Regions from separate parts of the Homo sapiens genome. Here regions 2 and 3 are each linked to region 1. A link is a loop called in an ENCODE intact Hi-C map of the cell type or tissue named here. Cell type or tissue: heart left ventricle. All regions are shown on one strand.

The links. A loop is a pair of places that touch in the nucleus more often than their neighbours do. Peaks named below come from ENCODE experiments on the same cell type or tissue, not always from the same donor. Only the 100,000 strongest peaks of a DNase experiment are listed, where the experiment ranks them.
Region 2: it touches region 1 in a loop (11-fold over the local background); 63 of 110 quality-filtered maps call a loop at or near these places.
Region 3: it touches region 1 in a loop (12-fold over the local background); 29 of 110 quality-filtered maps call a loop at or near these places.

What each region holds. Positions count from the first base shown.
Region 1 is chr5:16,662,793-16,670,792 of GRCh38, reverse strand. It overlaps MYO10 (myosin X), which reads left to right. Exons shown (of 41, transcript NM_012334.3): 39 at 1-267; 40 at 2,325-2,516; 41 at 4,000-8,000. The coding sequence ends at 4,101. Among named protein-coding and RNA genes, the nearest start is that of RETREG1, 50 kb to the right of the region's middle. In heart left ventricle, a CTCF peak has its summit at 3,769; DNase peaks (open chromatin) are centred at 3,472 and 4,058; H3K27ac peaks cover 650 bases.
Region 2 is chr5:16,484,648-16,492,647 of GRCh38, reverse strand. All of the region lies in intron 3 of RETREG1 (reticulophagy regulator 1), which reads left to right. Among named protein-coding and RNA genes, the nearest start is that of ZNF622, 23 kb to the right of the region's middle. In heart left ventricle, a CTCF peak has its summit at 3,253; no DNase peak of the experiment used is centred here; H3K27ac peaks cover 2,429 bases.
Region 3 is chr5:16,549,108-16,557,107 of GRCh38, reverse strand. The region is part of intron 3 of RETREG1 (reticulophagy regulator 1); the gene reads left to right. Among named protein-coding and RNA genes, the nearest start is that of RETREG1-AS1, 63 kb to the left of the region's middle. RefSeq lists a silencer at 4,094-4,388. In heart left ventricle, CTCF peaks have their summits at 4,176 and 6,576 (motif pointing right); a DNase peak (open chromatin) is centred at 4,197; H3K27ac peaks cover 1,955 bases.

The DNA of each region.
Region 1 (8,000 bases):
CCTTGTGAACGGCTGGAGAAGAGGCGGACGAGCTTCCTAGAGGGGACCCTGAGGCGGAGCTTCCGGACAGGATCCGTGGTCCGGCAGAAGGTCGAGGAGGAGCAGATGCTGGACATGTGGATTAAGGAAGAAGTCTCCTCTGCTCGAGCCAGTATCATTGACAAGTGGAGGAAATTTCAGGGAATGAACCAGGAACAGGCCATGGCCAAGTACATGGCCTTGATCAAGGAGTGGCCTGGCTATGGCTCGACGCTGTTTGATGTGGAGGTGAGAACTGGCTGCCGTGTGTTGGGGTGGGCTGGGTGCTGGCATCTGAGAACATGGATCACGGCCAAGTTCATGTGGAGAGAAGACAAGATGGAGCATTTTGCTCTCTCAACCTCTTTTATTCGAGCCCCCAGAATTGTACCATTAACGCCTCCCTTCTCCTCACAGTTTCTCTTCTCCTGTGTAGTAAACACATCTGTAATATTAGGAATGAATGCAAAATTAAGATGTCATCTATTCTTCTACCCTTCCTTAGGGAAGCTATAGATCTAATTTTTTAAACACTGATAAAAATCTACATTTAAAAAAATGTTATAGCTGTATATACAAATTAGAAACTTTGGATATACTTGCATTTTACTTTGTTTTTTCTTTACAGCCATCTGTTTGAAAGGAAGAATGTCTATCTCGTAATGGAATTTAGCCATTGGCATCAACCCAGTACTGATTTTTGTTTTGTTTTAAGTAGACCGCTTATTGAAAAGAAATCTTACTAATTGTCTAGATGAGAGTTTGGCAAACTGGTCTGTGGGTCAGATCTTGCCTGCCTCCTTTTTTCTAAACAAAGTTTTATTGGAACACAGCCAAGCTCATTCCTTTAGATATATTCCCTGGCTGTTTTTGTACAGAGTTGAGTAGTTGTGACAGAGACCATGTGATCCACAAAGTCTAAAAATCTTTACTATGCAGCCCTTAACAGATAAGTGTGCCAGCTCATCGTCTAGATTAGCTTCCATTTTTTATGATCACAGTAATTCAGCGTATATCTGATGACTTTATATTGAGGCTGTATAAAATTCTAAATATTATAAATTCTAGAATCCGTGGGTGGCTTTTCATTAGGTGATGTTTTTGATTGGTTTGGTTGGTTCAATTATGCCTGTTTTTAAGTATAAAAAAATCAGGTGCTTTGTACAAAGCCATAATTCCATTTCTCCCTGACAAGGAATAGATAATAGCAGTTAAACTCTTGGCTTCCTGCAAAACGTGAGCTGTGAATTAGCATAGAAAGCTACTGGCTTGGCCGGGCGCGGTGGCTCATGCCTGTAATCCCAGCGCTTTGGGAGGCCAAGGCGGGCGGATCATGAGGTCAGGAGATCGAGACCATCCTGGCTAACACGGTGAAACCCCATCTCTGCAAAAAATTAGCTGGGCGTGGTGGCATGCACCTGTAATCCCAGCTACTCGAGAGGCTGAGACAGGAGAATCGCTTGAACTCAGGAGGTGGAGGTTGCAGTGAGCCAGGATCACGCCACTGCACTCCAGCCTGGGCGACAGAGTGAGACTCCGTCAAAAAAAAAAAGAAAAAAGAAAGCTACTGGCTTTTGCATGGAGGATGCAGAGAATGTCTGGTTATTAGGGATATAAACTAGAGACTCTTTTCAGCGTCTCCAATTTATAGCCCTCCTGCTTGTCCAGGTTTGGATCAGCCCTGTGTTGTTAGCCCCTTCATATGGGGTCTTATTTTCTTCCACCAATCTGTACAGGAAAGTCTACAGTTAAACTGGTAAAGTCCCTGTTCCCACTCTGCATATGGAAGGCCATTGCTGCTCCTTGTGAAGAGGAGCCAGAACTGCTCAGCATGCGTGATTTGGAGAATTTTCCTCTGTGATCCTAGATTTTGTATTTGAAGACTAACCATCCGCAAAGAGGATTGGAGGCAGAACTGGAGATATTAATACAAGAGTAGACTTGGCTTGGGTTGCAGGGAAGCTTCCTTAAGTCCCCCGGCCAAGCATGTACGTTTCCAGGCCACTTCCACGTAGCTAATCCAAACAGCTAGTAGAATAATGCTGAGAAGTGGAGAGTCAAAGCAAGATGTTAGACTCTGCCAGTTAGTGAGGTTTTCCCAAAAGCGTGAGATTAACTAGTTAGAAATCAAGATAGCCAGAGAGGTGCCATTTTTCATATTTCAGGCCCCTCCATGCATGCATGCACATCGAATATATTTAATCTTCTGCACAGAGGACTTCACTCAAAGCCTGTCTTATGGTTTAGATGCTTTCTGTTGCCAACCACTTCATGACTTAACTCTTCTGTTGACTCTTGCCCACCAGTGCAAGGAAGGTGGCTTCCCTCAGGAACTCTGGTTGGGTGTCAGCGCGGACGCCGTCTCCGTCTACAAGCGTGGAGAGGGAAGACCACTGGAAGTCTTCCAGTATGAACACATCCTCTCTTTTGGGGCACCCCTGGCGAATACGTATAAGATCGTGGTCGATGAGAGGGAGCTGCTCTTTGAAACCAGTGAGGTAAGAGGCAAAGCAAGTTCATCTTTTTATTCATGGTCTTGACAAAACAGAAAAACAGGACCCCATTTCCTCATGCCTTTGACCAGGTCATTTTCTTTGAATATTTTTCTTCAAAACACGAAAATACAGTGTGGTGGTCCCTTTCCAGCTGCCGGTTCCCTGCAGGCCAAAATCTGAGATCACCATATTTTTTTTGTATACTTTTGCAACAGAGGAATCTGGTTCCATTTTGCCAAGGAGTCTTACCCTTGGAGGAAAGGCAGAGAAAGGGAAGTGACATAGATGTCCCTGAAAAAGTATATTATTTGCAACAAAACCTTATGAAAATTAGTTAGCAATTATAGCGGTGTCACAGCTGTGAGACTCGGCTCTGGTGGCCTCTTGAGACCAGGAGGGAGCCGGGAGCATGACCATCCTGGGTGCAGCTCATTCTGGATTGTGAAACCACACACACTAAAAGGCCTCTAAATATATGTGCTACCAGCCTCCAAGTTTAAAAAATATAATACAAGAAGCTTATTGAGGCTTCCACAAAGGGAACAGCTAGCAAGTCAACGTGGTGAGTGGAGAGGAATCACCTGCTGCCTGGTTTGGAATGGAGAGGCATTGAGGAGGGCGTTCCAGCTGCTTGGAGGATGTGGCATTGTAGGTTCCCTAGGCTGATGGGGAGTCGTGCAGTGAGAGGGAAGAGGGTGGAGAGCCCTTGACTCAAGGGTCCCAGGTGCCAGGCTGCAGGATTTGGTGAGATCCAGTAGACAACAAGGAACCACTGTGGGATCTTTGATTGTGCATGGCATAACAGTGAATTTACAGACAGTGATCTCTGGGGTGGGACTGGAAGGGAAGAGAGCAAACAGGGATATGGAAGCCGGTTATGATGCCTGCACAGGGATCCAGGCCAGCTGTGAGAAGGGGTGGCAATGACGGGGACATCATGGGAGGGAGCTAATGGAGATCCCAGCTGGAGGAGGTGGCTGGTGTGGAGCAGAAGCTGGCCTGGCGTCTGGGGAGCTGGCCGCTCTCCCAGCCCCTGGGGCCTCAGTTATCTTGTTTCTTCAGCTGCTTCCTAAGGAGTTGACTAGAATTAGATGATCCAGTCTTTAAAGGCTGTAATTGTGGACTCTGTCATTTCACATTTATTTTAAGCGGGGATAGTAATCCCAGCACTGTTGACACCGAGTAACTTCAGCGTCCTCGGTTAGTTCTGGATTTTAATGTGCAAAGTCTGACAGTTTCCATCAAGCCAAGTTGGCACGTTTGTGCCACCAGGTGGTGCACATTGTATTTGGAAAAGCTGAGATTCCACCTTTCCCTGATGAGGAAGGTGAAAGTGGTTAAACTTCTGGCTTCCTGCAAAATGGGATCCGTCGATTAGCATGGAAGGCTACGGGAGGGTGCCCAGGGAATGTCTGGATTATTAGGCAGGGCCCTTTGCCTGGGGGAGACTTGTGACGCTGTGTCGGTTCTGCTTCCCCCTGGGCAGGTGGTGGATGTGGCCAAGCTCATGAAAGCCTACATCAGCATGATCGTGAAGAAGCGCTACAGCACGACACGCTCCGCCAGCAGCCAGGGCAGCTCCAGGTGAAGGCGGGACAGAGCCCACCTGTCTTTGCTACCTGAACGCACCACCCTCTGGCCTAGGCTGGCTCCAGTGTGCCATGCCCAGCCAAAACAAACACAGAGCTGCCCAGGCTTTCTGGAAGCTTCTGGTCTGAGGGAGGTGTCTCCGAGGATCCTTTTGCCTGCCGCCTTCATTGATCCTGTATTAAGCTGTCAACTTTAACAGTCTGCACAGTTTCCAAAGCTTTACTACTCTTAGAGGACACATGCCTTAAAAAAGGAGGGGAGGAACCACGCTGCCACCAAAGCAGCCGGAAGTGCCTTAACTTGTGGAACCAACACTAATCGACCGTAACTGTGCTACTGAAGGGAACTGCCTTTCCCCCTTCTGGGGGAGACTTAACAGAGCGTGGAAGGGGGGCATTCTCTGTCAATGATGCACTAACCTCCCAACCTGATTTCCCCGAATCTGAGGGAAGGTGAGGGAGTGGGAAGGGGGATGGAGAGCTCGAGGGGACAGTGTGTTTGAGCTGGAGTGCTGCGGGCAGCCTTTCTCATGGAATGACATGAATCAACTTTTTTCTTTGTTTCATCTTTTAAGTGTACGTGCTTGCCTGTTCGTGCATGTGTTCATAAACTCAACACTTTAATCATGGTTTCATGAGCATTAAAAAGCAAAGGGAAAAAGGATGTGTAATGGTGTACACAGTCTGTATATTTTAATAATGCAGAGCTATAGTCTCAATTGTTACTTTATAAGGTGGTTTTATTAACAAACCCAAATCCTGGATTTTCCTGTCTTTGCTGTATTTTGAAAAACACGTGTTGACTCCATTGTTTTACATGTAGCAAAGTCTGCCATCTGTGTCTGCTGTATTATAAACAGATAAGCAGCCTACAAGATAACTGTATTTATAAACCACTCTTCAACAGCTGGCTCCAGTGCTGGTTTTAGAACAAGAATGAAGTCATTTTGGAGTCTTTCATGTCTAAAAGATTTAAGTTAAAAACAAAGTGTTACTTGGAAGGTTAGCTTCTATCATTCTGGATAGATTACAGATATAATAACCATGTTGACTATGGGGGAGAGACGCTGCATTCCAGAAACGTCTTAACACTTGAGTGAATCTTCAAAGGACCCTGACATTAAATGCTGAGGCTTTAATACACACATATTTTATCCCAAGTTTATAATGGTGGTCTGAACAAGGCACCTGTAAATAAATCAGCATTTATGACCAGAAGAAAAATAATCTGGTCTTGGACTTTTTATTTTTATATGGAAAAGTTTTAAGGACTTGGGCCAACTAAGTCTACCCACACGAAAAAAGAAATTTGCCTTGTCCCTTTGTGTACAACCATGCAAAACTGTTTGTTGGCTCACAGAAGTTCTGACAATAAAAGATACTAGCTAACACGCTGTGTGTTTCCTTTATCAGAGGAGGCTCTAAAAACCATGGAGGGGAGGCTTATTTTTGTTTTGGCTTTTTGGTGGTTTTTTTTTTTTTTCTTTAGAGACAGAGTCTCACTCTGTTACCCAGGCTGGAGTACAGTGGCGTGATCTCGGCTCACTGCAGCCTCTGCCTCCTGGGTTCTAGCGATTCTCCTGCCTCAGCCTCCCAAGGAGTTGGGAGTACAGGCATGCATCACCACGCCTGGCTAGGTTTTGTATTTTTAGTAGAGATGGGGTTTCACCATGTTGGCCAGGCTGGTCTCGATCCACCTGCCTCAGCCTCCCAAAGTGCTGGGATTACAGGTGTGAGCTACCGCACCCGGCCGGCTTTTTGGTGTTAATGCTATGGTTTCAGTGTCTGGGCTTTGTGTTTGTTTCATGGACTTGCTCATCAGGTCTAAACACAGATCTGCAGCTGTCTCCACTGCTCTTGTAGACACTGAGTGTGACTTCAAGAAAGCAAAAGAAGGGACTGGTAAATGAAGTCACACACAGCTGAGGACTTGAAATGTGTTTATGTCAGACAGTCCCCTATGTCAGCCCCAAAGTGTGCCTGATCTTGCAACCCTGGATCCTAGAACCTGCCTGCACCTCCCTGTGGACCAGAACACACAGGTAGGCAGTTTGGTTGCCAATGTACCCAAACCACCAGGCCAGGCGTCTAGCATGAGCAAGCGCCACTTCTCTTGCAGACCACTGACTCCCACCCTCTGCTCATGCTCACGGATGGCTTCTTCCCATTCTGCAGGGATTGGGATGGAACCTGAAGCCAGGTGCTGCCTGAAGCCTGTGGCCCCGCCAGGCACCCAAGGAAAGCCGGCAAAGACTTGGATGTGTGTTGTCTTTGTTTTTATTTTAGGCTCAGAAAGAATTTGACAGAAGTCTTCTTTCTACTGCTCACCTCTCAGGATTCCCTCTGTGACTTAATTTACTCTGGAAGGCTGTCGCCCGCCCTCAATTATAGATGGGGAAATAGGCAAGGAAAGGCATGACTCAGATTGGGGGGGTTAGAGCAGCACCATAGTTAGAACATAGATTTACATGTGAGCCTTTACATGGCATAGTTGTGGTTTTGTTTTAGCCTTTTATTTAGAAATAATTACAGACTCAGAGAAAGTTGCAACAGAACGTACAGGGAGGCCTGCGTGCCCTTCAGTTTCCCCAGTGGTAGCATCCCCCATCACTGTAGAGCAGCATCACAGCTGACAAAGTACCGTTGAGCTTCCCCTAGCCACAGAACCTATTCCAATTTTACTGCTTTTACATGCACTCATTGGTGTGTGTGATGTCAGTTGCTTTCAACAAGGTCAGTGAAGTGCAGTCGTCCCTTGGTATCCAAGGGAGATTGGTTCCAGGACCCCCTCCCCCCACCCCTGAGGATACAAAATTCACAGATGCTCAAGTCCCTGCTATACAGTGGTATAATATTTGCATAGAACCTGCACACATCTTTCCTTACCCTTTAAATCATCTCCAGGTTACAGATACCTAGCACAACATAAATGCTGCATAAATAGCTGTTATACCGTGTGTGTCTGTGTTTTAAACATTGTTTATTTGAGACAGGGTCTCACTCTGTCACCAGGCTACAGTGCAGAGGCACAGTCACAGCTCATTGCAGCCTCAACCTCCTGGGCTCAAGCAGTCCTCCACCTCAGCCTCCCAAAGTGCTAGGATGACAGGTGTGAGCCACTGTGCCCCACCAAAAAAAGTTTTTTCAAATATTTTCTATCTGTGGTTGGATTCAGACCACATGAACACTGAGGGCTGACTGTAGTTTTGAATGTCTGTTACTGAGGAGGCACCAGCATAAAGTATTTTATCACTTCAGACGCTGACAATCTAGTATTTTTAATTTTTAAATCTTTTGAAAGCTAATACATATAGGTGATTTGTAAAAAAAAAAAAAAAAAAAAAAAAAAAAAAAAAAAAAAACAACTAGAAGTAAAATGTTACTTTTTTCCAGCTGTAGCCCTAATTACCCATTTTCCTTTCCCAGAAACAGCTATTTTTACTGTTTTATTGAATATTCTCTCAAAAATAATTTAAGCTGTCCAATCATTTACTCATACATACATATATATCCCCATCCTCATTTTTAATAGATGGAAACAAACTGTTGTAGCTTACTTTTTTCTCAGCATAGTATTTTAGCTCTAATCCTACATTAATACCTATAGAATTGCCTTATTCTTTTTGATGATTATATAGTACCTCAGATAGCTCTGTGGAAAAACAGGATAAGGCCATCTGTATTAGTCCATTCTCACACTGCTAGAAGGACATGCCTGAGACTGGGTAATTTATAAAGAAAAAGAAGTTGAATGGACTCAGTCTCACATGCCTGGGGAGGCCTCACAATCATGGTGGACAGCAAAGGAGGAGAAAAGGCACATCTTATATGGCAGCAGGCAAGAGAGCTTGCACAGGGGAACTCCCTTTTATAAAACCATTAGCTCTTCCGAGACATA
Region 2 (8,000 bases), 180 kb after region 1:
TTCGACAGGAATTAGCATCAACAGATGTCCACTACCAGTAGAGAGCATGAGACCCTTAGTCACTAGCTGAGAATGAAAGGTCTCCAAGCCAAAGCATATTTATAGGTGTGATGGTTGCAGCAGCTGTTTGTCATGGTTGCCAGGTGACGAGTTATAACAAATCCTTTTTTTTTTTTTTTAAGTTTGTCAATATGGAATGGTGACTTAGCAAACTTTCTGAAAAATATTGTTTGGCTTCAACTTCCATTTCTTATAAATTGAAAATAAAATAATGAGTAGTGTGAAATAATGTATACTTTCTGGAGGTATTATAACAGAAATCAAAACATCTTTGGAAATGATTATTGCACTATAAATTCATAAGGATGTGAAAAAGTTAAAACCTAACAAGAATGGTGTGTGTGTGTGTGTGTGTGTGAGAGAGAGAGAGAGAGAGAGAGAGAGAGAGGACAACACTGTCTGAAAATGTTCTCCAGCGGGGTGCAGTTGCCCTACAAAAACTTGAAAAGCAAAACCAAAAAGGGAGTCATTTTTCTCTGATATTTCATGTGAAGGTTGGATATTCGTCAGGGCCCAGTTCTGTTCTCTACTGGTATCACAAATGCTGGTGGGCCATGTGGGAACAGTGCCCGCAGGAGATACTCATGGATCCAGGGATCCCCAAGTCACACATTAAGGCTCAAGTTTTGCCCGCAGAAATCTCATATGAAATACCGATTTTCAGTTCCAGAAAGTCTTGGAATATATGAAGCATCTTTCTTTCTTTCTTCCTTTCTTTCCTTTCTTTCGTAGAGACAGGGTCTTGCCATGTTGTCTAGGCTGGTCATGAACTCTGGGGATCAAGGGATACTCCCGCCTTTGTCTCCCAAAGTGCTGGGATTACAGGTGTGAGCCACTGTGCCTGGCCCGTATTTCCTAATTAGCTAATTTTGAAGGCATTTTAACTGCCCATTTGCAAGAAAGAACAAAACAAAACTCTTCCCTATAGATGACAGTTGTTTTCTAGATTTTTAATAGGACTTTTTGTCTATTATTTTGTATATTTTTATACATATGAGGGAATGCATGCTAATTATTACCAACACGTAATGTATAGAAACATTCGGATAAGTGAATTAAAAACATGGTGCCACCAAATAACCACTGTTAATTATTTTTGATATTTTCTTCTTTGGATGTTTACTGTTTATATTCATTCAGTATTTTTATGTGCCTCATAGATGTCAAGCTCTGTTAGCTACTGAAGACAGAGCACTGTCCAAGAATTCCTTCATGGGATTTAAAGTCTCATAGGGAGTCAGTGTTACAAATGTCATAAATTAATTGCAATTCATAGTTGCCCTGAAAGAACGTTACCAGATGCGACGGTCGTGGTCGGTAACCAGGAGATCTGCTGTGTTTCAAGCCCTTTTCAGCCTCAGTTTTCTCTTGGGTAAAATGGAGATAACCCTGCCTTGCAGGGTATCGTAATGGGATGGGGTCCTAGGGGGATCATGTGGAGGACATTGGGACAGTGCGGGCAGAGTGCTTAACATAGTGCCTGGCACACAGGGAGAGCTTAGCAGATAGTTGCCATGGTCATGGTTATTATGGGCACGTGTTGTAATTGAAGTTTGTGAAGTTGGGTTCATGATTATGGAATCACTTTGTGGGTACTAATTTAGGAACAGCTGGAGGGGTTCAGAGAGAAAATAAGAATCTAGATGCCTTAGGACCAAGGAGTTTCACCTGGGAACCAAAGCCGCTTTTTAACTATTTTGATTTCTATTTGTGTAGCTTGGCATTTAGGGATCCATAATCCTGCCTGTGGCACTGCCCTAATGTGCTTCCCTACTCATCTTTGCAATGGTCCCCATGTTCCAATCCGGAGAGTGTTTTTTCTGTATCTCGCCCCACATTAGGAGCATTCCCAGTTCTATGCATTACTTCCCTATTCCATTGTGGATTCATTCTGTGACCTTGAACAAGATAGCTAATGTATCTGGGCCTCAACTTTCTCAATCTGTTGAACAGGAATAATAAACAGTAGTTCACTCACAGGTTGGTTGTAAGGATTGAAGTAAGTAGTAAGTTTATAAGATAGTAAGTTTATAAGATGCTGTTCACTACCTGACCCCTGGTGAGTGTTAGCTATTCTTTTTTATGGTGCCTGTAACCCCCTTTATTTGAATTGTTAACAAACTGCCTTTGCTTGATTTATTATATAACCTAATTGCATCTTTCCTTTCTACTACAAATTGCCACCTAAATAAAACTGTCATAGTAATCTGTGTAATCTTATAACTCTTTTTTAATAGTTACGTTTATTCATAATTTAAGATATTTTAAACAATTTTCCATTGCTCCCACTGAAACATGGGACACTTTATTTTGTTTTACAAATGCCAGAAACCAGCTTAAGGCACAAGGGAACTGGCTCCAATTATGGGGGATGTCCATGGGTGGATTTGCTTTGCACCTTGCCTTTTGGGCCCAACAGGACCCAAGAACTCAAACCTGACTATCAGGATTCATTCATATTCTCTCCCTGCCTCCCATATACTTTCTCCCTCCCTCTCTTTTTCCATCTACTCCAGGTTTCCTATCTCTGGTTGGTAATTATCTCCTCAAATCTAAAGCTCAAGAAATATGTGAAAATATTTTAGCTTTGATATATTAAAAATATAATTTTTTGCTTTCAAAAATAACTGAGTTGTAAAAACACTTTTAAGTTCATTAGTATATGCTAAAACATTGTCCTGTAAAATGTACAATAGTGAAAAGATCTTACATTTAACAAGCTCTCCTCATATATCCAATCCCCAACATAGTTTTCAAATTCATGTATCTCCAATAGCCCTAGATACAATTAAATGCCATTTTTTAAAGGTGAGTTTCATGTATCACCAGTGTGTGTAGGCTTTGCATCATTCTTGGGTCACATGTACACTTTAACTTATTGGTTACAGGCTGTGCCTTAGTCAACCCTCAGTCCCAGAGCCAGGAATGGTGACAGTTAATGTACATTCACTGCATATTTATTAAAACGAACAGAAGTTAAATGATAATGAGATAGTATTTCTTCTATGCCAAGATTCATTTTGTTGCAGCATTATTTTTTCTAGTGCTCAAAGATACTATTGGTGAAAGGGATGAAACAGGCTGCTAGCACATGTTCTGTCTTACAGAATTACAATCTATTTTTAAAGAGCACAAGAGTGTCCTATTTCTTAGTCTTACAGAACCCCCTAATGGAGAATACTGTGTGCTGCATTCTGAAACTGCCAGCCAAGTGCATTAGAAATTCCATTATGCAGGCATTAAACTACACAAAGACAAATCTTATAATATTTAAACATTGTTTTGATAACTATATTTTTTAAGGGAACAAAGGTACATGATAATTTAAAAGATACACATAAAAGTAAAATAAGTGAACTGCTTCACATCCCAGTTTGACTGAGTTATTTTGTTCATAACAAAACTCACCACTTTGTATCCTACAGTTGGCGGTTGAATCACTTAAAATCAGTTTGATCCTTTTAAGGTCTGCTTTTTTTTTTTTTTTTTTTTTTTTTTTTTTTTTGAGACAGAATCTCGCTCTGTTGCCCAGGCTGGAGTGCAGTGGCGCTATCTCGGCTCATTGCAGCCCCTGCCTCCTGGGTTCAAGTGATTCTCCTGCCTCAGCCTCCTGAGTAGCTGGGACTACAGGCGCATGCCACCAGGCCTGGCTAATTTTTGTACTTTTAGTAGCGATGGGGTTTCACCGTGTTGGGCAAGATGGTCTCGATCTCCTGATCTCATGATCTGCCCACCTCGGCCTCCCAAAGTGCTGGGATTATAGGCGTGAGCCACCACGCCCGGCCTAAGGTCTGCTTTTAAGACTTGTTAGGACCAGAGCCGCATTTAGTTTAGGACTGATTATTCTCTGCTACTGAGGCAAGACCCTTCTGAGTATTCTACCCATGTCTGTGAATTTTGAAGTTTTTCGGTCTAGTTGGTGGGACTAGGTGTCATTCTTGGCCAAAGACACTGTTCCTTCTAGTCCTTTCTGATGGCTCTTTCCTGGCCTCCGGGCTCCTCACACGCCTGTGCCAGCAAAGCCTCAGCTGAAGACTCCAGGAATCCCCCACATCAGACCTCTCCCTTTATCTCCCTCTGTACTGTGCTCTACTCTCTGGCACTGGGTCCTGCAAACTCTGGCCCCTTGGATCTCCTTTTTGGACCCTCAGCAATGTCTCCTCAACTCAGGGAGTTGCCAGGTGGTACCTGGGTTGCTGCCCCTGCTCCCAGGCCAGGAAACACTCAAGGCAGCGAGCTGGGTGATCACATAACTCCCTTATTGGTTTCTCATCCCTTAGGAGTCACTGTCCTTCCTTGCCTAATGCCCAGAGTTTTGAAAATCGTTGTTGCATAGATTTTCTTTGTTTCAGGTGGGTTGGGTATATCAGCTCCCTCTCACACCGTCTTGCCCAGAAGCAGAAGTCTCCCTCCTCTTTATTTGTAGGACAGGAATTCAGTGTTACTTTATCAAGGGTATTTCTCACAGTGACTCTTAAGGTAAGACACACCTGCCTCAGCATCATCTAGGACACCTGTTAAAATGCAGATTTCTGAGCCTCACCCAGGCCTGCTCCATCTCCATCTCTTCAGTAAGGCCCACACAGCTGCTGCTTAAACAGTGCCCTGGGTGTCTCACAACTACAGCTGCAGGAACTGCATGAAGGGCTTATTTGGCCAGACCTCCCAATGTATATGGTAAATTGTATTCTAATAGGGACAGGGAGGAAGAAAGAAGGGATGTTGGTTTGAAATTCTACTGAGAAGCCAAAGCTCCTTTCTGTGGACAAAGTGAGTTTGCTTATCTAAGGAGCCATCTTTCCATGTTTTATTCCCTTAGAGTTTCACTGGCAGGTAAAACCAGAAATTCTTCAGCTGCTGAAAAAGGACTTTGCCCTGGCTTAGGCTTCTTTGATAAAGAATTGCTTGATTGGAGAATGGCCTTCATCAAAACACCTGACTAGTTTTTCCGTAAGAAGGAAAACTTAACCAGATGGCATCTGCTGGGGCTTTTTTGGGAGTCATTTACAGTTACAGATCCTTGAGCAAAGCCCATTTGATAGATGGCATGGCCATGTAGAGGCTGGGGCTTGTAGTGACTTCTCCCTGGGAACTACTTGAACTGGACTGGCTACGAGGATGGAAAGTTGGGGATGATGGTCATCGGGGGTGACTCTTAAATGGTCTTTATCTTGTGGCTGGAGTGTGTGGTGAGTTCACTCCTTAGTGAAGGCAAGAGTGTGAGAGAAAGCTGGAAGGCTGGCGAGAGGGAGGGGAGATGGATAGAAAGATGAACCAAAGAACCTATTTCCTTTTGAACTTGGAAAGTGCATGGTCTCTCTGAAACTAAGGAGGAAATATTAATAAAGCTACTGGTAATGAATTTTCTCCCTTAGTTGAGCGTCAGTCACAGAAGACTTGTATTGTTTGTTTAGGAACTTAGTACAAACTCAAAATGTTTTGAAGCCTTAGGTATTTTCATTTCCTTTTATGTTAGTTGGGCCTTATGTTGCATGGTGATCAGTGCCAAGGATGGTGGGAAGACAGCTACACACCATGGAAAAGATCTGTTCCCCAAGCCTTGCCCAGCATTCACAGGAGATCTTTTTTCTAGTTATGTGTTTTCCAAATAAGGCTCTCTGGGAAAACCTAGAGTTTCATTACGTAGCAACTCAGCGTGTGTATGTGTGTGTGTGCAGATGACACCTGTGTTAAACATCAACCAACCACTAAGCGTAGATCTTGGTTTCTGCTGAGTATTTGGATTCTGCACATGAAGTGCTCTGTTTTCCTGGAAAGGGTTGGTCCTGCATGATGGCACGTTGGTATTGGTCAATCACACCTCATCTCTTCTGGTTCTAGGAAGGAGTGAGGAACATGAAATGCTCCTTCTCATTCTGAATTGCCATGTGGTCTCTTCAAAGAATATCATTGAATGTATTCACCCTTTGAAGAGGGCACACATTTTAAAGGATCAGAACTGTATTGGAAACCCAGAGTCCTGGCCTTGGGTCTTGGCTCTGCCTCATACTAGCTGCAAAAAGTTGGATTTCACGTTCCTCACCTATAAAATAAGGGAATTTGAAAAGTTGACATCAAATGTCCCGTCTCATGACAAATTATCTAATTCTGTATAACCTAAATTGAACTGTGGTGACATAAATTAATGGTAAACTCACTGGAAGACTATAGAAATGTGAGTTCCTATGGTACTCAGAATTAATCACTGGGCAATTTAAAACTATTGTTAAACTCCCAGGGAGCACCTGTTTTTGGTCCAGAAGAAAAGATGTGGAGTGACATCTTTTTTTCACCCTGGAACTTACATTTTCTTTTTAAATCATATATATTTCGATTAAATTTTATTCAGCCCAATCTGAACATTTATTTTTAATCTCAAACACTTATTACTCTTTACAAACCCATTTGGTTAGATATTATTTTCAGGTTGTACACAATGAATTTCTCATTTCTGTTTGTGATTATAACAATTCAAATATCAATTATAATTTATTGTGTTAATAAAAATGTAAGTAATGATGAAATTTATTGTCCCAAAAAACTATTATATGAAGCTTTTTAAAAGGGAAAAATGTAATATAATTAAGAGTGTTTTCTTATGACTATGGAAGATAGTCAAAGATTGCATATTTTTTTCTTTCTTTCCAGCAAATAGTGTTTATCTATAGACACAGAGGAATAGTGCTACCAGCATTCAAGTTTTTGATAACAGTATTTTCCACATTTAGTGTGATGCAAGACACAAAGGGGGAACTTAATAACTTTTTATTGAATAAATGAATAAATTAGTGGATAGATGGTGTCCACTTGAAGTCCCCTGTGGAAAATAGATAAGACCCTTCCTTAAATGCTAAAGAGAGTTTTTAGTTATTTCATAGTAATCTCTATAAAACACTTTAAGTTATATGAAGTCTTTGTTCTAACATTATCTCTATAGTGACAATTTAGTATTATACTAGGCTCTTTTACAATTTGGGGACATTTACTTAAGCAGTAATAAAAAATATGTAAACAAATATGGATATGGTGTCATTTCCAAGACATGAATCCTAAAGATGATATTAGAACAAAGTTCCAGCATCTGTACAAAGTACTATTCATTCAAAAAAATATTTTTTTGTCCTCGCGCAGTGGTTCATGCCTGTAATCCCAGCACTTTGGAAGGCCAAGGTGGGAGGATTGTTTGAGGCCAGGAGTTATGAACTGTTCATTTATTCCATCTTAATGTTTAAAAGAAAATAACAAATCCTTCCATTATAGCTTTTCATTGATTTTTGTTAGAATTATATTGGGCAAACAGTTCAAATGCATCCTTAAATAATTATTCAATATGCATAGAGAGCAGAAATTAAAATGTTTTCTGTCATCTTCATGGTCCCATTAAACTGAACAGTAGCTTAGCCTGTCTGTGCCAATTTGCAGCAAATCTATATTATTCTGAGAAAACAGACTGCATTTTAATAACCTTATATTTCCTTTGCCATATAGCTTTTGCTCTCTGGTGCAAAATCTTTTCCCACTAAGCAGATATCTGTGGCAAGATTTTGCCACAGATATCTGCTTCTTAGCTATGCACTTAGTATTTTAATAGATGTGGAATCATGGGGTATGCAAACCTGGTGCCAGATATGGTCCTGCTGAAAACAGATTTGCTCAGTGATTCAAGAGTGGGTAGAGTTAATGGATGCATAAACCATCCCCAAAAGTTCATTTCTTCTGACAGACAGGAAATCTACCTGCAGGAATAACATCAGCCTGGACAACTGGTAGCTCAGTGACTCTCCAGAGCATTAGTTGAGGCTGAAAGAACAAAGAGGAAGGAAAATGGTATACTTCCCCCCTTTTAAAATATGCTATTGCACTCATTTAAACTTGGATTAAAATTATTTTTATAAAAAGGAATTGTAATTTACAAATTGCCTTACTATTCAAAATATATT
Region 3 (8,000 bases), 110 kb after region 1:
CTTTAATGCCAGCACTATGGGAGGCCGAGGCGGGCAGATCACCTGAGATCAGGAGTTCAAGACCAGCCTAGGCAACATGGTGAAACCCTGTCTCTACTAAAAACACAAAAATTAGCCAGGCATGGTGGCGGGCGCCTGTATTCCCAGCTACTTGGGAGGCTGAGGCAGGAGAATCAGTTGAACCCAGGAGGTGGAGGTTGCAGTGAGCCAAGATGGTGCCACTGTACTCCAGCCTGGGTGACAGAGCGAAGCTCCATCTCAAAAAAAATAAAATGAAACAAGAGGTGCGTATCGTATCCTAGTTGCTCTGTTGATGAGGGTGATACGTTTTTCAGACCCGTACCTGATTGCATATTCCTTTCACAGGCAACATGTTCTCCTTAAATTCAGATTTGTCAAGTCAAAACAGGAAACTAGGGGATCCAGGATTTTAGGTGGGTCTGGCAGCAGTGGACATTAGGTAACTTATCAATGATGTAATACTCAGAACTCCCTAAGCAAAAGATATTCAATGTTATATTTTCTTATAATTTATAATTTTTGTTGTTCAGGATCGTTTTTGACATTCCTTTAAGTTAATGTAATTTTATGACAATCTGATTGAACATGAGTTCAGTCACCCATTTTTCATTATTTTGGGGCTACTTCATCCTCGCTCGGTAGCTCACGCCTGTAATTCCAGCACTTTGGGAGGCTGAGGCGGGAGGATCACGAGGTCAGGAGATCGAGACCATCCTGGCTAACACAGTGAAACCCCGTCTCTACTAAAAATACACACAAAAAAATTAGCCGGGCGTGGCGGCGGGTGCCTGTAGTCCCAGCTCCGGAGGCTGAGGCAGGAGAATGGCGTGAACCTGGGAGGCGGAGCTTGTGGTGAGCCAAGATCACGCCACTGCACTCAAGCCTGGGCGACAGAGCGAGACTCTGTCTCCAAAAAAAAAAAGAAAAAAAAAAGGTGTTTCCTGTGGCAGTGCCTTGGGCCTACACAGCTGCTTGATAACAAATGAAAGGTAAAACTCTGATGGTTTTATCAGTGTTTTCAGATTCTCATAACCCCAGGTTTATTAGGTTTGATTAGTTAGCAGATCCTGAGTTATTATGGATTTGAAATGCGTGAAGTTCATTTATAAATATGGAAAATAACTCGGCTAGAATAATTGTTACCTAATAGCATGCTTGCGTCAATAAATTTAAATTATAAAAGAAAAAATGATTAGTAGTTAACATTTCTCTTAACTCATCCTATGCTGTGTTGCAGTTATATGAATACAAATTAAGATTTTGCAGGTGGTTAGAAATCTATTTCTCTTATTATTTATTTATCTATAGTCCCCAAACATTGTTACTTGTAGTCATATTTGCCTAGTAGCATTTATAAAATAACTTTAATTTTTCCCCAATTGTAAAGGTAATACAGTGCTAATTTAGGAAATCAAAAATAAAGGAAACTACACAGAAGAATACCCAAATCACTTAGAGACTCATCACCTAGAAATTAAACTCACTTTCCAATTTTTAGTTTATTTTGTTGCAGTCTTTTTGTAGAATGACATATGTGTTTGTTCATTCGTCCATCCTTTCAACAGAAATTTATTGAGTACCTTTATTGTCAGACCATCTTCTCAGCATTTGTGAAAGGGAAAAAATGTAAAAACAGGCCAAGTGTGGTGGCTCACGCTTGTATCCCCAGCACTTTGGGAGGCTGAGACAAGCAGATTGCCTGAGCTCAGGAATTTGAGACCAGCCTGGCCAACATGGTGAAACCCCGTCTCTACTAAAATACAGAAATGTAGCCGAGTGTGTTGGTTCACGCCTGTAGTCCCAGGTACTTGGGAGGCTGAGGCAGGAGAATTGCTTGAGCCTGGGAGATGGAGGTTGCAGTGAGCCCAGATTGCGCCACTGCACCCCAGCCTGGGTCACAGAGTGAGACTCTGTCTCAAAAATAAAAATAAATTAATAAATAGACAACCCTGTCCTTGTAGAGTTTATATTCTAGTTAGTGAGTCAGAAAATAATTACTGCAATATGATGTTAGATGGTGAAATGGGTTGAGTGGCAACTAAAGCAGAAGAGGGAGTAGGGAGTGGTGAGGGGCCAGGGAGAGTCCAGTTTGTAATGTGGCACTCAGGAAAGATGTTACTGGAGATTTTTGAACAAGAACTTGAAGGTGAGTTTGCAGATTGCGTCTGTATGAAGAGCTTTTAGGCGGCAGGAACAGGGAGTGCAAAGGCCCCAAGGCCCGGGCTTGTGTGAGGGTGACCATTGTGTTATACCAGTAAGTTTTGTTTTATTTTGTTATTCATGGTATGTAGCCATAGTGACTGGGATCAGTGGAATATTATGTAGCCAATAAAGATCATGTTGTAGAAGAATATATAGGGACACGAAAGATCATCCTTTATTGTTAATTTTGTATCAAAAATTGTAGATTTAAAGTAAGCGCAGTGAGGTATATGCGCAGTACATCATAATTGTATGTTGGTACATAAATGTAGTTATCTCAGGGTGAGGGGAATATAAGTGTTTTTTATTTTCTTGATTTTGTTCACCCTTATTACATTATTTTTCCTATAATGAACATTCTTTTATCAAGAGGGGAAACAAAAGACATTCAATGAAAAAGAGGGTGTGCCCGCAGGCAGGGTGAATGTGGGGAGGTGACAACCAGCACTCTGCAGGCAGCAGCACCTGGCATTTAGTTCACCTGAGTGCCCAGGGCTCCGGCTCCCAAGCTGCTGTGGAGAGGCAGGCGCTGGTTACAGGAGAGAGACTGGCACGGCCCAGTCATAGGAATCCAAGGTCAGGGACAAAGTCCAGAGAAACAAGCGAGGCTCAACGGAGAGGTTCCAGCCTCGGAAATGTCAGCATCATTCCAGGTGGGGGGCCCAGCCAGGCCGAGTGTCTTTTGACACAAAGTCTCACAGGATTGGGGTGAAGAAAAATGATTTATTTCCAAGGTCAGGTGAGATCAAAGTTCTTAAATTCTTGCTTTTTGAGGCTCAGAGGCAAGCTCAAAGGTTCAGCCTCCAGGTACAAGTGACAGGGTTGAATGCATATTCTGGTGACTTAGGTGTAAACCCAAAAATGTTTCAAGATTTGGAAACTCTTTGCATTATCCAGAATAAGATTTAAATCTTATCCTCATGGTCCGAACTGTAGTCTTTGGACAACAAGAGGGAATCTGAGAGAATATCGTGCTCTCTTTCAACAACCTATCCCTGGGTTCTGTCAGTGGGCAGGTCTGTCTGTCTGTCGGCCTACCTGTATATGTTCCTTAGGTACATGTTAGTGATCATATTGAATATACTGAATGATATTTGTAATATATATATAAGTTGTAAAACATAATAAAATGAATATACATGAACCTATTATCCAATCAGGACTGATACAGTTGCTCCCCCGCCCACCCCGTCCTGCTGCCTGCCAGAAGCAAGCATGGTCCTGAAGTTTGTGCTCCTCATTCATTTGCTTTTCAAAAAAAAGCCGCGCTTATATTTAAATGAAATATGAATATTCATACATTTAAACAAAATCTAAATATATTTAAACAAAATCTAATCTAAATATTTATATATTTAAACAAGGTATAAATGTTTATATATTCAAAGTATAGATATATATTTAAACAAAATATAAACATGTATATATTTAAACCAAGTATGAATATTTATATATTTAAATCACATATATGTATCCCTAAATAAAGTTTTTGTTTTTGAGGTGTATCAAAATGGTACCATATTTATGTGCTCTTCTAGGACTAGTGTTTTTTTTTCTTACACGTTTTTTAAAAAGATCAGTTGTGTTGCTGTGTATAGCTGTAGTTCATTCATATTTTGTGGCTGTACGATATTCCATCATGTGGACTATATCACAACTTATTTATCTGCTCTTTTTGCACTGACTTTGGATTTTTTTTTCCATAGTGTGCACTGTTTCTGTTTCTGAGTTTACGATATGGCAGTACAAATGGTCATTTAAAGGAAAAAGGTAGATGCCTAATGCTTAAAGTGAACAGTTCCCAAAGCCAGAATATTGTATATTTGAAAGGTTGTGTAAAATTTATACCAATACAAGGGCTGTGACACCTAGCATGGAAATATTCTTGTGAGTTCTTGGGAGGTTTTTTTGTCTTTAGTCTGTGCATGCTCAGCCCTGTTCTAGGGCTGGCTGCCACTAGAGGGGGTGTGAGCGATGGGACATCTGTTTCAGAGAAGCTAAGAATAGTTTGGCTACTGCAGAACCCAGCCGTGTGGCTCCAAAGTGTGATTAGTACCTACACATTCCAGCAGGGCAAAAGCATTAACGTTGTTCTAGTTACAAGAAGAAAGTCCGATGAAAGGTGACTTCTATACCTGTACCTGTGTGCACAGGTGTGCATGGATACTCATATGTTTTAGAGTAGTAGGGGGAGTGAAAAAAATTAACAGGGACTAACTAAGAGAAGTGATTGAAGGATAGATCAATGGAGAATATGACAGAGAAAGTGGGGGTGGGCAGGAAATTCACAAATGAATGACATGAATCAATGACAAATGGTTGTGTTTTTTAGTTGACAAACAAGCTAAGCATCTGTGAGGTCTCTAAGAACTAAATGGTACTTTGAGTTCATGACCCTTTTACTGTTTGTTTCTATCCACTGTCTTATATAAAATCTTTTGAATGTTGTTTATCTTGTGCTCTCCAAAGTCTTTCCTTCCCTCCTTGCTCTTTGACTTAGTCTTTTGACTTAGTATTTTCCTTTTCTTGAGGACTCCAGATCATCTTGAATTGTGAATCCTAGAAAATAACTTAATTTGCAAGTGATTGTGTGGAAAGAGGGGGTATTAGTGAGTTGTTGGCTCCCAGGCATAAATTAACCTGTTAAATACTGAGGGCAAAGGTTCCTGCTTGTTAGAAGAGTGTACAAGAGCAGTAGCTGCTAAAGAACGTCTTCCACACCATTGTGTGTTTGGGGCAGGCTGAATAGTCCCATCCACACCAAAGAAGTCCATACCGTAACTCAGAACCTGTGAATACATGACCTCAGATGGCAGGAGGGACTTTGCAGATGGGATCAAGGATCTTGAGATGGGTGGATGATCCTGGAGTATCCAGGTGGCCCCATGTCATCACAAAGGTTCTTTTAGGAAGGAGGCAGGTCAAAGAGAGACAATGCGAGGCTGCAGGCTGTGACTATGGAGCTAGGGACCATGAGTGAAGGAAAACAGGTGGCCTCTAGAAGCTGGAAGAAGCCAGGAGACACCATCTCCCCGAGAGCCTCTGAAAGGAATGCATCCCAGCTGACCCAGATTAGAGTCTGGCCACCAGAACTGCAAGATGATGGATTTTTGTGGTGTTCAGACACTAAATTTGTAATTTGTTACAGCAGGAATAGGAAACTAATCTAGTATTTCTTATGATGTGAAAGAACCAGCTTTGATTTGGAAATGTAGAGGGCAGTTTTTCCAACTCATGTCTCCATCTATGAAAGAATGAAGTTTGACCCTGATTTGTGGGAGAGCTTATCCTGAAACAAGGAGGGCTAGAGTGACATGGGGTGGTAACATTTTTGGGAGGGAGCCAAGAATGGGCCTGGGAGAATGTCCTTACTGGGCAAGTAGAAATAAGAAGGTTTGATGAAAAATGAACCAACATGGCCAAGGTAGTCAAGAAGAGTCATGAAGATGCCATGCTTGGAAGCCAGGGAAAAAGAGTGTTTTAAGGAGTCAGCATTAACTGGGTTCTAAGAGCACCAGGGAAAGTCACTGGATTGTATAAAAATGTTTTTGGAGGCCTTTATCAACAGTTCTCCATGTTTTTTTGTTTATATGTGTGGAGGAGGAGGGGAAGGAGCTTTTTAGGAGTGAAAAACCAAATTCAAGGGCCTGAGGATGAGATGAGGGCTGAGAAAATGGAGGTAGGTAGTGTGAATCACAGTTTGGAAAATATTGCTGGTAAATGAATGGAGAAAAATGAAACAGTGACCGGGAAAAGAGTAGCATGGCTTTTGTTGTTATTTTTAAAAATTGTGATAAAATGCATATAACATAAAATTTACCCTGAGTGACATTTTGTACATTTACAAGGTGGTGCAACCATCACCACTGTCTAGTTCCAGAACATTTCCATCACCCCAAAAGGAATTCTGTAACCATTAAGCAGTCAATTCCCGTATCCTCCTCCCTGCGGCTCCTGACAACCACTGCTTCCCCCTCTATGGATTTGCCCTATTCTGGATATTTCATATAAATGGAATCATGCAACATATGAATTAGCATAATATCTTCAAGGTTGATTCATGTTACAGCTCTTATCAGCACTACATTCCTTTCCATGGCTGAATACTATTCCATCATTTGGATAGACCACATTTTGCTTTGTCATCAGTTGACGGACATTCAGGTTGTTCCCGTCTTTTGATTATTCTGAGTAGGGAGCAGCTCGGTTTTATTTTGTTTGGTTTTGTTTTCAAAATAGTGAGAGCTGACTCTGTAGGTGAAGGGGAAGAAGCATGCAGCAGGGCTGGATGGCTTTTGTCCACCAGGCAGTGTTTTCTGCATGCAGCCTGGCAGCTTGCAGTAGAGTCTGATCTGCCACAAGGGGGCAGAGTTATGTCTGGGGGACAGGTGGACTGGCAGATGATGGGCGTGGCTCATCATCCATAAATATTGGAAAATTGACGATAGCATTAAGTAACTGCAGATGCTGTAATGGCAGCTGGGGAAGTTGAATTCTAGGCACCATCAGTACCTCCAGCAGTGAGAGCATTGCTTCTAAGGGAGGAACCCAAGAATGTGCCCTTAATTTGACATTTAAATCATATTTCCTTTAACGCTTTTTTTTTTTTAAATTTTAAAGAGGAGGGACTATGCAGAAGGAAGGAAGTCGACATTATTATTTAGAGGTATTTGGCAAAAAGAGGAAAAGATACATGGTGTAGTATCCTCACTGGGGTGTCATGGTGTAGTATCCTCACTGGGGTGTATTGCATTATTACTCACGTGCTGTTTATTAGTTCTGTTGAAGGTTATTCTTACTTGTGCCTGTTTTTAATACCTGAACAACTGGGAGAGAGGACTTATAATCCTGCAGTCATTTGGCTTGTATTCTTGGAGAGTATTTTTAAACTATAACATTCAGAGCCATCTCATGTCACTTTAACGCCCGAGCAGTACTTTCACTATTTACTTCTCCTGGACTACAGACCTCAGATTTTGCATCATATTTTCACGAACACAGAAAATACATGTTCTAGATTGTTTTTGATGTTTTCCTTATTTTGGGGGGCCAGTTATTACAATCTTTATTAAAATGAGTGATATTTTCAATCATGACTCAGGAGTCATCTGCTGTGGCACGAAAACTGAATTCCATAGCTTATTAAGCTGAACATCCTCAAGTCAGAACTGCTGTTTATGTTGAATAAATTGCACATTTAAATACTTTTGTTCCCCTGGGGCTAAGTTTGGATGAAATAATCTTGCTTCCAAGGGATTTTAATGGATGTATCATGCTTGGAATATATAATGAAGACTCAGTAATTGAGAGAATGTCTAAATGGAACAGAAACTTTATTTTTAAATTGAGAAATAGGCCTGAAACTGATCTAGGGGGTCAAAGTAGGACTATCCCAAGTTTTTATTAAACAGGAATAGAAAAGCCCACCTTTCTCCACAGTTTTACTTATATTAATATATGAGCGGTTCAATAAATACATAGGTGATTGAGATGGACCATTTCTACTTCCCTAGTGGAAATAGGGGGGGAAGTGATCCCAGTTTGAGGAGTTTGTTTGTGCTCTCTGTGTAGAGCACTTAGAAAGTTAGCTACACATTGCTTATAAATTCGTCTTGTTCTTTGATGAAGGCATGACAGTCCTCCAACAGTGAAGGAATACACAGCTTGTAATAAATGAATTTCCTCAAGCTGGTTAGAATATGGGATCGATAATTTTATCAGTATCAGAAAGGTAGCTAAATTCAAGAGAAAGCTTTTCCTCTAAATACTGCCAACTG